2 separate regions of the Homo sapiens genome follow, and region 1 is linked to region 2. The links are chromatin contacts, found by Hi-C or POLR2A ChIA-PET in ENCODE. All regions are on one chromosome and are shown on one strand. The core of a region is the stretch at or near the end of the contact, and the rest is flanking DNA. Distances in the headings are between cores, read along the strand shown. Region 1 overlaps LOC105376892 (a long non-coding RNA gene). Region 2 holds the start of HNRNPR (heterogeneous nuclear ribonucleoprotein R).

Region 1 (6,860 bases), core at 3,217-5,716, 4.2 Mb after region 2:
GTTAAATGTGTAACTGCATATAAGTGTGGATGTGTATACATGTTTGTAATTGTCTTGAGGTATATGTGTGGAGTTACCTGTATGAGTCTTGCCTGTAGGTTGTGTGTGCAGTTGTGTGTATTTGTGGAGCAGTGAATATTAGGAAGCTGTTCACATGTGCGGTTGTGTATTTTGGGGGATTAGGTTATATGTGTCGTTCTTTTTGGATGGAGTTTCACTCTTGTCACCCAGGCTGGAGTGTAGTGTCAGGATCCCGGCTCACTGCAACCTCTGCCTCCTGAGTTCAAGCAATTCTCGTGTCTCAGCCTCCCGAGTAGCTGGGATCACAGGTGTGTGCCACCACGCCTGGCTAATTTTTGTATTTTTAGTAGAGACGGGGTTTTGCCATGTTGCCCAGGCTGGTCTTGAACTCCTGGCCTCAAGTGATCTGTCCACCTCGACCTCCCAAAGGGCTGCGATCACAGGTGCGAGCCACCGTGCCTGGCCTATATTTGTGGTTCTTAAGGCTATACTTTATTTTTTATTTTTTGTTTATTGTCAAACTTCCCCTGTCAGAATGTAAACTCTATTAGGACTGAAATTTTTATCTATTTTGCTAACTATTTTGCTAATCTATTCCTAGTGTCCAGAATAGGGCCCAACACTTAGTAGGCACTGTATACATATTTCTCCAATGAATGATGAATGAAAGTGTGCATGCTTGGCAGGGTGTGGGAAGTGTGTTAGGTGTATGAATCGTGCGTGTGTGTCTGGGTGTGTGAATGGATAAATTTTTTGTGTCTTGAGTGTGTGAGGTTTCTAGCATAAGTGGCCTATGAACCAAGTACGTGCACAGGTGCATGTGTGTCTAGGCGTGTGACTGTGTACCTGAAGCTGGGCCACGTCTGTGAGCATTGCACACAACTGTGTGCATGCACAGTTGTGTGTGCTTGTACATGGGGGTGGGAAGGCGCTGTCGGCTTCTCCCAGCCTTCAGCACTCACTCAGCTTCACCCCAGGTCGCCTGCTGCGAAATGTCAGTGGCAGAGAAGCTAAAAATATCTGCTCTCCTCCTTCTGCTCACTGCTTGGGCTGATGGGACTGTGGGGCCCCAGCCGGCCCCTTGGGCCCTGCGGGGAGGAGGAACTGCTGGATGAGGGGGCGGGGCACAGGGGAAGGAAGGGAGGCCCTCCTTCGTACACACCCTTCCCCCTTTCCTCTTGGGCTCCAAAGCCAGGCTTCAGGCTCACCTCTTTCAGGAAGCCCTCAAGAACCCCCCAGGAGCTGTGTGTGTCTGTGTGTCTGTCTACCTGGCAAGGAGATATGGCCCCCATCAGACTGGAGCTCCACAGAGCAGGTCTGTGCCTCTTCTGCCCATCCAGGGACTCCAGGGGACAGAGCTCTGTCTCCTTCAGGCCAGGGGCTCCCAGGGAAAAGGCTGGTGCTGTCTCCTCCCTAAGCCTGAGGGTTACGGATGCAGCCCAGGCCAGACAGGGCTTCACTGGGCTCTGGTTCTGGGGCCACTAGGGCCCTCTGACCCCAGGGCAGATCTGCTGTGATGATGAGCTTGTGGGTAGGGAGGAGTCTCAGCTCTGCCCACACCACACCCTAGGCAGGCACGTGTTTGTGCTATGGGTACTTGTGTGGGTGCAGGTGGGACATGTCAGGGCCCGTGGTCCTCTGGGGACCTGTGCCTCTCCACATGTCGGGCTCCTGCCTGCATCAGTGGTGTCAGCGACTGCCTGCCTTGGGCACTGTGGTCAATCGGTACAAGTTGAGTGTATTGTATGTTTCTCTGTGTTCTTTTTTTCTTTGGAGGGGGGGACGGAGTCTCGCTCTGACACCTCCCGAGTAGCTGGGACTACAGGCGTGTGCCACCACACCCGGCTAATTTTTTGTATTTTTAGTAGCAAGAGGGTTTCATCATGTTAGCCAGGATGGTCTCGATCTCCTGACCTCAGGTGATCTGCCCGCCTCGGCCTCCCAAAGTGCTGGGATTACAGGCGTGAGCCACCACACCCGACCTTCTCTGTGTTCTTGTGTGTGCACATGGATGACTGTGTATGTGGGTTTCTGCCTTTCATTGTGCAGGCCTGCAGATACTAGCAGGGATGGACTCTGCATTCATGTGGGAGTTGCTGATGTCACCATGGGGGGTTTCTGTTTGTGTGTCAATGTGCTCGGGTGTGTGTCTCTGTCAGAAGGTCAGTGCCTGTTTGTTCTGTGTATGGAGGTGTATGTAGGTGCATCTGTGTGTCAGTGTTTCAATTACCATGTTTCTGTGTGTCTGTGTGTCTGTCTTCCTGGTTGTCATTATGTCTGCGGTACCTCCGTGCCTGTGTTGCGTGCCTAGGTCAGTTTGATTTTGCAGGTCTGTAGGGCCACGTGTCCCTCTGTATGTTGGTGTTTTCCATGTGGGTTGGAATCTGCCTCTGCTTTTCCTAATCTCCCACCATTTCTGTGTGGAAGGCCTCAGGCATTGTGTGTGTGTGTGTGTGTGTGTGTGTGTGTGTGTATGTGTGTGTGTGTTCAGCAACTTTCCCCAGCCCCACAGCCTGCAACCCTGAGATCTGCTCTCCCACTCTTTCTCCGTTGGACTTCAGGTGGGAGCTGAAGCAAAGAGGGCAGGCAGGCAGGGAGCCCACGACAGCCGGGGGCCGGGGCCAGGCTGCCACGAGGGCCCTACCTCAGCTTTCCTCCAAGCAAGCGCTAAGCCAGAGCCTCGGTTACATGTAAACACCAGCTGTGTCAAGACGGCGCAGCTTCTTCTAGGTCAACAGACAGCTGTGGGGTTGCTAGGCAACCGCCTGGCTCCCCCCTCCATTAGGCCCCCTCCCACTGCCTCTACCTGCAAACCCTCTGCTGGCTCCCCCCACGCCAGGATAGGCCTCACCCCTCCGCGCCAATTAACACAGCGGGACTGAGGGGGTAGGGGGTCAGGGCAGCTCCGGGACTGGAATCAAGGTATGAGGACGTATTAACCCTTCACGTGCCACCACCCCCTCCACCTAGTCCTGGGGCACTTCACACACCCCTAACTTCACCAGTCACTTTAGGGCCTGGAGTGATGAGGAGCACGTCCTGAGGGATGGGGACCCTCAGTGCAGCCACAACCAGGACTGGAGAGACGCTGGAGGCAGATGGCGCAGGGCTTGGTCAAGGCCTCTCCCCTCCCCAGCCAAGCCTGGGGGAAGGAAGGGTTAAATTCCCCCTTTATTTCCCCTGTCCCGCCCCCTCCCAGGACAACCACCCCATTTCCAGGGCAGCACCTGCGCTCCCAGCTGCCGTGCCCGCTTGGTGCCTGAGTCCGGGCCAGGCAGCCCCCGCAGCGCCCAGGCCCTCGCCCTCGCCGTCGCCCTCGCCCTCGCCGGCCCCAGCGCCGCCCTTTGCCCGGCCTGGGACTTCTCTGCCGGGAAAGGGGAGGCGAGGGCCCCTAGGCCTTAGGCAAGGGGCTCAGGCCCACCGGGTGGGGTGCGTGGGCCAGGGCCGCCAGCCCCGGGGTGACTTGGCTGGAGCCGGAGGAAGGAGTTGGAGGAGGGAGCCCGGCCGGCAGGGGGGCAGCTGTGGGGGCAGCGCCCGTGGCCGCCCCATTAGTATGCGGCCGCGCTCTGCGCGCCATGGCAACAGCTCCCCCCGCGCAGCGCTAGGCGGGCAGCCCCGGGCGCAGCGCGCACCTCTCCTCCCACAGGTGGCGGCGCGCACGGGCACGCACGCACACTCGGCTCGGGCGCCTAGGGGAACGCCGGGGGCGCCAGGTGCGCTGGGGCGTCCTGCCGCCCGTGCAGCCGCCCATGGGCGTGTCCCCAGGTGCTCCAGAGTGAGGCCCGAGGGAGGAGTGTGTCCTTGAGGACGTTCTGCCCGCGCCTGGGTGTGCCCCTCAGTGGGTCCCTCGGCCGGCCTGCTGTGCTTTTATGTCGGTCTCCGATTGTCCTGGAGGGTCTGTGCCTGTCTGTGCTCATCTGCCTCCTTAGCCCCGAGTGCCTGAGTGACTGCCAGTTAACCGAGCGTACCTGTGCCTCTGTATCTGTGTCTGTACGAGCCCAAGGGGTGTGTGTGTGTCCGTGTGCGCGTCCATGTCTCTGGGTTTTCCCCAGGAGGAACGCCCTGGGTGTGTCGGCGACTCTGGATGTCCGTGTGTGCCAGAATGAGTACCTGTGTGTGCGCCTTTGTGTCTGTGTGTGGCCCGTGGATATCTGTCTGGCATCCCTGAGTGTTTCGGGTGTGGCTGTGTGTGGACTTTTGTACGTCTATGTCCCTGTAAGTGCCCTCAGGAGCCCCTCTCTCCATGCATATCACTGTGTGTTCCTGTGAGTGCCCCACGTCTCCTGGAGTGTGGCTGTGTGTCCAGGGGCTGCTGGCTCTTTGCCCTCCTCGGCTTCACTCCCTGCTGCCTGAGTGAGCCGACACCTGCTCCCTGAGCACTGGGCCCCCTTCCCCCCACCTGGCAAGGACAGGGAAGGACACGGAGGCAGAGGCAGAGGCAGACATGGAGGCAGAGACAGAGACATGGAGGGAGACACAGCCAAGTAGGCTGGAGAGGTGGAGATCCAGTCACGTGATCAGCCTCAAAGCCCAAGACGGAGAAGAGAGGCACAGAGATGCCAAGATCCGGACATTAGAGAGAGGGAGACTCAGAGGCACACAGAGACCCAGAGCACGGCGTCCGGAACTGCAGAAACAGAAGAGATCAAGGATGCGGCTCCTCAGCCTCCCTTCCTCTCTCCCTCCCTCCCACTCTAGAGTTTCCAGCCCCAGCTGTGCCTCCCCCACATACCCAAAGCAGAGTTCTCCTGGCCCTGGGACTGGAAGCCAGCCTCCTCCTCACAGCTGGCTGTGTGTGTGTGGACACGTGTACATGCATGTGCGCATCTGTGTGACGCACTGGGCTAGTGCCTACCTTGTACACAGCCCCCCTCCATTCAAAACCTCCTCTCCCCACCACCACCGTCCACATTTTCACAGGCCCAAATCATGCACACCTTTACACACATGCCACACAGCCAGCCACACTCATTCAAGCCCAGAAACATGCCCTGGGCCTCCCTCTCTCAATCTCATCCACACAGGGCCAGAAGACCCAGCATACACAGCCACACCAGAAAGTCTCTCCCCGTCCTAAGGTGTGAGGGTCAGATGTCCACCCCTCTTTCCCCCTCTCAGCAACCCTCGAGGGGCTCGAACCCCTGCTACTCACAGGGAAAAACGCATGACTAAATTTGTCAATTCCATCAGATTAGACACTCAAAGGCAGGGCCCCTGACTGTCCTGCTCACTGTTGACTCCCCAAGTGCCTTCGACGGTGCCTGGAAGGTGCTTAAGAAATGTTTGAATAAATATGTTCATACCAGGTCTCTGGTGTGGGGGAGAACCCATAGTAACTGACAGCCACTCAGAGTGAAAAACGCTAATGGATATCACAGTGTACACACACCTAGGACAGTACACTAAATACAGGTGTGTGTGACACTCAGCTCAACAGCTCAATTAGAGGTTATCCAGTGGGCTGTGTGTTGGAACCACCCAAGAAGCTTTCAAAAATCCCCATGCCCAGGCCCCACCCCAGACCCATAAAATCGGAATATTTTGGGGTAGGACTTGGGCATCGGCATTTTGAAGCTCTCCAGGCAATTCCTTTCTAGGATCTAGAACCCCTTATGTACATGAATAGACTAACAAGTGTTGACACAGGGGTTATAGCCAGGGATGGGAGTAGAGAGGATTTTCACTTTTTTTGTTGTTTGTTTTTTTGTTTTTGAGATGGAGTCTGGATCTGTCACGCAGGCTGGAGTGCAGTCGCGCGATCTCAGCTCACTGCAACCTATGCCTCCCAGGTCAAGCGATTCTCCTGCCTCGGCCTCCCAAGGAACTGGAACCACAGGCGCGCGCCACTGCGCCCAAGGATTTTCACTTTTAACTGTACAGTGAAGCACAGACTTCTGAGCCAGACTGCTTGGTCTGAACTCTGGTGTCACCACTTAGTAAGTTCTGGTTTGAATGTACTCACTGAGTGGTCTTCATAAATTACCTCTCTGCACTTGAGTCTCCTGTCTGTAAAATGGGGATAATAATCATTACAACGAAGCCTCATAGGATTCTGGTGGAGACCAAATGCATTAATACATATGCAAAGCATTTGGAACAGCTGGCATATATAAGTGCCATATATCTATTATTAAAAATTTTTAAATTATAGAATGGATTAATTTTTGGATTTTATAAGCAGATTCCGCCCCCCGCCCCGCCTTAAAACTGTTATGAAAAAGCAAGAAAGGCCAGGTGCAGTGGCTCACGCCTGTAATCCCAGCACTTTGGGAGGCCAAGGTGGGCGGATCACGAGGTCAGGAGTTCAAGACCAGCCTGGCCAACATGGTGAAACCCTGTCTCTAGTAAAAACACAAAAATTAGCTGGGCGTGCGGGCACCTGTAATCCCAGCTACTTGGGAGGCTGAAGCAGGAGAATTGCTGCCACTGCGGAGGTTGCAGTGAGCCGTGATTGCGCCACTGCACTCCAGCCTGGGAGACAGAGCAAGACTCTGTCTTGGGATAAAAAAAAAAAAAAAAAAAGAAAAAAGAAAAAGAAAAAGAAAAAGGAAAGGGGAAAATTTTTTTTTAGACGAAGTTTCGCTCTGTTGCTCAGGCTGGAGTGCAGTGGCGCCCTCTTGGCTCACTGCAAGCTCCGCCTCCCGGGTTCACACCATTCTCCTGCCTCAGCCTCCTGAGTAGCTGGGACTACAGGCGCCTGCGCCTACGCCCGGCTAATTTTTTGTGTTTTTAGTAGTGACGGGGTTTCACCATGTTAGCCAGGATGGTCTCGATCTCCTGACCTCAGGTGATCTGCCCGCCTCGGCCTCCCAAAGTGCTGGGATTACAGGCGTGAGCCA
Region 2 (6,596 bases), core at 527-3,026:
CAAAAACGGAAACATTCGAAATGTCACACTTTTGATCAAGAAACTGTATTGTGTGAGATGAATACGTTTACTGATTAACACGACCTATTTCTATAAAGATGCATCCTAAAACACAAAATCTCCTTGCGAACATAAGGTTCTGTTTTCCCATGCTCCCCCATCCCCACATACTACCTTAAGATCATCAGAACTCAAAAGTTCTCAGTATCACAAGACCCTTACAGCATTGTACCTAGGAATACTATCAGTCACAGAAAAGAGGCAAATTTTTAACAGAAAAGTTCAATGAACATCTGTTAAGGTGGGGTTTTTAAGTATGTGTAAAGCAAAAAGACAAGTTGTGTATTAAGTACAAGACAGAAATATTTATGCCTACCATTTCATTGCAAAGGCTCTACAAGTTGATACTGAAATTGGTTAAAATTTTCAAAAAAAGTTTGTAAATTTTAACAAAAAAACCGTAAAATAATTAGATTCCAGAAAATAAAACCTTCGGATCAAGGAAAGCCCTCTCTCTTCAAGCCAAATACAAAATGCTCATTTTGAAAAGACTTTTTATGTCATATGAGACCATTTGAAACTCATTCAAATGTGGCATTCAACACAATGCCACACAGCCAAACCATATTTCTGGATGCAGCAAATATACTAACGTGACTGGAGTCATTTGATCTAAACATTTTTGCAAAAAAAAAGGAGACATTTAAAGATTTAAAAGGGCTGCTGGGAGATTCGGGATGTCAGCACTAACTCCTCCCTGACTTTTTCTGAACCTCTCTGTGCAAATTCTTCATATTAAGAGACGGGCTTTAAAAGAACCAACGAAATGAGACTAACGGTTATCTCATGGCTTAGGAGTGTCGAGCTCTCATCCTACGACTGACTCATGAGACATCAATTCAGCCACTTGAGGACTGCAAAAATCTCAAACAGGTAGTGTGAAAGGACTGAACCTTCCAAGAAGCCCTGGGCTTTTTTAAAAATTTGGCAATACGGCCACTACCGTGTAAGAAAAAGGATCGCCTTTCCAATTTGGTGCGCCTCTGACAGTCTCAGAATTATCCATTTCAGGCGCCGCTTGGAGCCTAAGTTCTACGGCCTCTAGTAGTCATTTTTTCCTTCAAATCTCAGCCCGCGGCATGCAGAATGTGGGAGGGGAGGGAGGCTTCCCACACAAATCGGCCTTTCGGTTTCTGCTCACACAAAACTTTTCTCCCGGCTCAGATAACCCTGGGATCTGCACCCCGCCTTCCGCCCCCCACCCCCATCCCCTCAGGCCCGTCCGGATCATCAGCACATCCCTCTCGGGCTAGGCCGGCCGCGGCGGGAGCGAAGCGGCTCCGGCGGGGAGAAGCGGCAGGGCCGCGGGCGCCTCAGGCCCTTCGCGGGATCCGGCCGCATGGAGCAGCGAGCGGAGGCGGGAAAAGCACGGCCGGCCCCAGCAGGCCGCGCGGAGAGCGCCCAGCGGGCCGGACCGCGGGCTAAAGGGGCGGGGGGAGGAAGAGCGAGGGCGAGAAGCGTTTCGGCCGGGCTAGGCCCACAGCCGCGCGGGCGGACTAGACCGAAGCCGCCCCCAGCCCGTCCCCACCCCCACCCCGGGGCCTCGGAGCGCAAACGAAACGGGACCAGGCACGGAGCCCGGGCTGAGTCGGGTCGCATCGGGGCTCCCGGCCCCTCCCCCCACGGGCCGGCGCGAGACTCACCAGGGCAGAGCGGGGGCCGGCAGCCGGGCCCGTGAGAATCAGCGCGAGGCGCTTTGAAAACGACTAGAAATGGCGCGCGCGCCACCCCCTCCCCCCCCTGATGGACTGAGACGCGATCCCGGCAGCACGCGGGGTTTCCCGGAACTGCTTCCAGGGACTCCGAGCTACGGGGCAATCGCTTGGCGAGGCGGCCTGACAGGCAGCTCAGACGACCAGTAGTATCCAGGCAAAACGGACCACGCCGGACGACTCGAGAGCCAATCGATGAAGCTGCCGGCTGAACCAATGAGGGTGCTCAGCGCCCCTGGCTGGGGCGCCTCCGGGGCGGGGGCAGGCACACAAAGGGGTCTGTGGTGGAAGCCCTTGGTGGCTGCAAGGCTTGGGGGCGCTGGGTCCTGGGTGGACGAAGCTCCTCCCTCTTCGTCTGCCGCCGATGCGAGGCCGAAAATCTAGGCCTCGCGCCGCGTGGCCGCCTCCGGAGCCCCGCCCCCTATGGTCAGCACTGGCCCAGCTCCGCCATGGCGCTTGCGTCCCGCCACCGGCCGCCCTTAGCCCCCGAGTCCTCCCTCGCACCCCCGCGGCCGGCGTTCCCCCCAGACACGCCCATAGCCACGCGTTCGGGCCTCTTTCGGTCATCTTTTCGCCTCTAGTGAGCACACGATTTAAGGATGATTTGGCTCGTCATTTTGCTGAGGATTTTGTCTAGATAATCATTCCTTGGAACGATCGGAGAAATGCCTCTTTCCCTCCCTGGCTGCCGTCCACACATCGTTGGTGGCAGACTGTGAGGGAAATCGTTAAAATGACTCAAAAGCAATGTGTAACACAAGTGATAGAGCAGGGAGCTTTTCCCCACAGGGTTTGGAGCTACTTGATATTCATAAAATAAAGCAGCTATATACATCTCTGAAGCCAAAAGAGCCATGCAGGGGAAAGGGGTAATTCCCAAAGGACACTATAATTCGTGTTAGTCCTAAACCTATTTCTCACCTGCCATTCCTACTGATTTGTTCCCTGTCCTTAGTCCAAACCTGTCTCGTCTCATAGAAACCTTCCGAACTCACTTCTGTGGTGCAAGCGCTTTTTTCCCAACCCCAAACTCCAATGCCCCACCCTTAGGAAGTGGAGGAAGTCAAGCAGTGGTCTGCAGATTTCCAGATGCACTCAAGGATGATTAAATTTCTCAGAACCTACAAACCTATATTTAATTATTGAAAACGGGCGGGGCGTGGTAGCTCATGCCTGTAATCCCAGCACTTTGGGAGGCCGAGGCGGGTGTATCGGTCAGAAGTTCGAGACCAGCCTGATCAACATGGTGAAACCCTGCCTCTACTAAAAATACAAAAATTAGCCCGGTGTGGTGGCACGTGCCTGTAAACCCACCTACTCCGGAGGCTGAGGCAGAAAAATCGCTTGAACCCGGGAGGCGGAGGTTGCAGTGAGCCAATATCGCACCACTGCACTCCACCCTAGGGAACAACAGCGAAACTCCGTCTTAAAAAAAAAAAAAAAGAAAAAGAAATATTGAAAACGACTACTATGTGCCCAGTACCAAGTTAAATCTCTGGGTAGATCCAAGTTTTGTGTTATGGGGTGTGAGATTTACAGAAATGCTGGGAGTCTTAGGCCGGGCGCGGTGGCTCACGCCTGTAATTCCAGCACTTAGGGAGGCCGAAGTGGACGATCACTTGAGCACAGGAGTTCGAGACCAGCCTGGCCAACATAGTGAAACCCCGTCTCTACTAAAAATACACAAATTAGCCGAGCGTGGTGGCGCGTGCATGTAATTCCAGCTACTTGAGAGGCTGAGGCAGGAGTATCGCTTGAACCCGGGAGGCGGAGGTTGCAGTAGCCGGGATTGCGCCATTGCACTCCAACCTGGGCGACAAGAGTGAAACTCCTTCTAGAAAGAAAGAGAGAAAGACAGAGAGAGAGAAGAAAAGGAAAGAAAAGGAAAAGAAAGGAAGAAGGAAAGAAAGAAATGTTGGGAGTCTTTAAGAAAAATCATATTAAATGACGAATACAAATTTAGGAACAGAGTCTTGGAAGGGCATTGTAAAAGTGAGGGAGGACCCCGAAGCTTAACTTTTTTTTTTTAATAGAGACACGGGAGGTGCGGAGGGAATCTCGCTATGTTGCCCAGGCCGGTCTTGGCCGGTCTTGAATTCCTGGCCTCAAATGATCCTTCTGCTTCGGCCTCCCAAAGTGCTGAGATTACAGGCGCCCAGCCTGAAGCTTAAATTTTACTAGCTTCACATAAATCTGCCTCTAGCGCCATAATTCTTAACCTATTTTGTGCCATTTGGAAGTCTGGTAAAAGCTATGAATCTCTTCTCAGTTTTTAAATGCATGAAACAAAATACAGAGCAATACGAAAGAAACCATTTATATTGAAATACAATTAGGAAATATATTTTAAAACACATTCGTGATATAGTAAGGTTTTACTTTTTTATTTTTTATTTATTTTATTTTTATTTTTTTTTTTTTGAGATGGAGTCTCGCTCTGTCGCCCAGGCTGGAGTGCAGTGGCGCGAACTCGGCTCACTGCAAGCTCCGCCTCCCGGGTTCATGCCATTCTCCCGCCTCAGCCTCTCGAGTAGCTGGGACTATATAGCCTGCCATCATGCCCAGCTAATTTTTTTTTTTTTTTTTTTTTAGTTGAGACGGGGTTTTCACCGTGTTAGCCAGGATGGTCTTGATCTCCTGACCTCATGATCCGCCCGCCTCGGCCTCCCAAAGTGCTGGGATTACAGGCATGAGCCACCGCGCCCAGCTTATTTTTTTATTTTTTTTTGAGACAGAGTCTCGCTGTGTCGCCCAGGCTGGAGTGCAGTGGCGCAATCTCGGCTCACTGCAAGCTCCGCCTCCCGGGTTCACGCCATTCTTCTGCCTCAGCCTCCCGAGTAGCTGGGACTACAGGCGCCAGCCACCACGCCCAGCTAATTTTTTGTATTTTTAGTAGAGACGGGGTTTAACCGTGTTAGCCAGGATGGTCTCGATCTCCTGACCTCGTGATTCGTCCGCCTCAGCCTCCCAAAGTGCTGGGATTACAGGCGTGAGCCACCGCACCCAGCCCAGCTTTTACTTTTTAATTTTTTTTTTTTTTTTTAAACATGTGCTCACTTTATCACCCAGGCTGGAGTGCAATGGTGCAATCTGGGCTCACGGCAACCTCTGCCTCCAGGGCTCAAGCGATCCTCTGACCTCAGCTTCCCCAGTGGCTTGTAGGAACTACAAGCGCTGGCCACCGCTCTGGGCTAATTGTTGTTTTTGTTTTTTTGTGTTTTTTTTTTTTTTCTTTTTTTCAGAGACGGGGTTTCACCATGTTACCCAGGCAGGAACTTTTTCTTTATTAACACAATAACTATTAAGATCTTAGAGCAGATCTAATAACTACAGAAATTGTAGAGTGATATTTCAAGAAATCCATGAGTAGTAAAGTGATATGAAAATGATTTCTATTGGTGACAGAGGGAAAGCTGTTACTAATTCTACTGTGATATGTTGTCTACATTCACAATGGGGAAAAATGCTAAATTTCAGTTAGATGTTAGAGAAAACAAAGATGTAATTTTTTTCCCCATCCAAGTTTAAGTACTCCTTACTTGCATTCAGAGACTCCTTCAAGTCCATTGATGAGAACCCGTGGGTCAGATATGTAATTTTTTTTTTTTTGAGACAGTCTCACTCTGTGGCCCATACTGGAGTGCAGTGGTGCAATCTCAGCTCAATGCAACTTCCACCTCCCGGATTCAAGCGATTCTCCTGCCTCAGCCTCCCAAGTAGCTGGGATTACAGATGCCTGCCATGCATGACATCTGGCTAATTTTTGTATTTTTAGTAGAGGCAGGGTTTCACCATGTTGTCCAGGCTGGTCTCAAACTCCTGACCTCAAATGATCCGCCCACCTCGGCCTCCCAAAGTGTTGGGATTACAGGTGTGAGCCACCGCACCTGGCCTAGATATGTAATTTAAAACGATTCTATCACCCAGTATTTTCTGGGATAATATTTCAAATGTTCTGCTATGTAGTCATCAAAGGTATACTCCACATTTCAGACCATATGTCTTGATTTTTTTACTTGGAAAGAAAATTATTGTATAGATACAGATATTCATGAATTCAATATTCCACAAATATGTATTGCATGCCTCTATATAAAAATCATGGAGTTGGCCAGCATGGTGGCTCATGCCTGTGGTCCCAACACTTTGGGAGGCCAAGGCAGGCAGATCACCTGAGGTCGGAAGTTCAAGACCAGCCTGACCAACATGGAGAAACCCGGTCTCTACTACAAATACAAAAATTAGCTGGGCATGGTGGCGCATGCCTGTAATCCCAGCTACTCAGGAGGCTGAGGCAGGAGAATCACTTGAACCCGGGAGTCAGAGGTTGTGGTGAGCTGAGATCGCGCCATTGCACTCCAGCCTGGGCAACAAGAGTGAAACTCCAACTCAAAAAAAAAAAAGAAAGAAAGAAAAATCATGGAGTTAAGAGTAGAGAAAGCCAGGCACAGTGGCTCATGCCTGTAATTCCAGCACTTTGGGAGGCCGAGGCAGGTGGATCATGTGGTCAAGAGATCTAGACAATTCTAGCCAGTATGGTGAAACCCCATCTCTACTGAAAATACAAAAATTAGCTGGGCATGGTGGCGCACGTCTGTAGTCCCAGCTACTTAGGAGGCTGAGGCAGTAGAATCGCTTGAACCCAGGAGGCAGAGGTTGCAGTGAGCCAAGATCACGCCACTGCATTCCAGCCTGGCGACAGAGCAAGACTCCATCTCAAAAAAAAAAAAAAAAAAAAGCCAGGCACGGTGGCTCATGCCTGTAATCCCACCACTTTGGGAGGCTGAGGCGGGAGGATTGTTTGTGTTCAGGTGTTCAAGACCA

What was found. A loop is a pair of places that touch in the nucleus more often than their neighbours do. ChIA-PET counts read pairs that join two places held with the same protein, here RNA polymerase II (POLR2A). Pooled maps may share reads with other maps.
Region 1: POLR2A ChIA-PET joins it to region 2 with 10 read pairs in activated CD8-positive, alpha-beta memory T cell. The contact joins the enhancer-like site here to the promoter of HNRNPR in region 2. A Hi-C loop is called at or near these places in 1 of 50 pooled maps. POLR2A ChIA-PET finds 5 or more read pairs at or near these places in 2 of 52 experiments (Panc1 and activated CD8-positive, alpha-beta memory T cell).

Annotation. Positions count from the first base shown.
Region 1 is chr1:27,524,550-27,531,409 of GRCh38, forward strand. It overlaps LOC105376892 (a long non-coding RNA gene), which reads left to right. Exons shown (of 2, transcript NR_188658.1): 2 at 5,737-6,171. Among named protein-coding and RNA genes, the nearest start is that of WASF2, 38 kb to the left of the region's middle. RefSeq lists enhancers at 753-1,391, 1,320-1,409, 4,299-5,013 and silencers at 3,420-3,529, 3,550-3,909. Within about 2 kb of position 4,467, at least 19 of the 41 ENCODE cell types and tissues checked have a DNase peak (open chromatin) inside an H3K27ac peak, as active enhancers do.
Region 2 is chr1:23,342,508-23,349,103 of GRCh38, forward strand. It overlaps HNRNPR (heterogeneous nuclear ribonucleoprotein R), which reads right to left and starts at 1,777. Exons shown (of 11, transcript NM_005826.5): 1 at 1,704-1,777. RefSeq lists silencers at 1,250-1,319, 1,330-1,689, 2,200-2,319 and an enhancer at 1,710-2,294.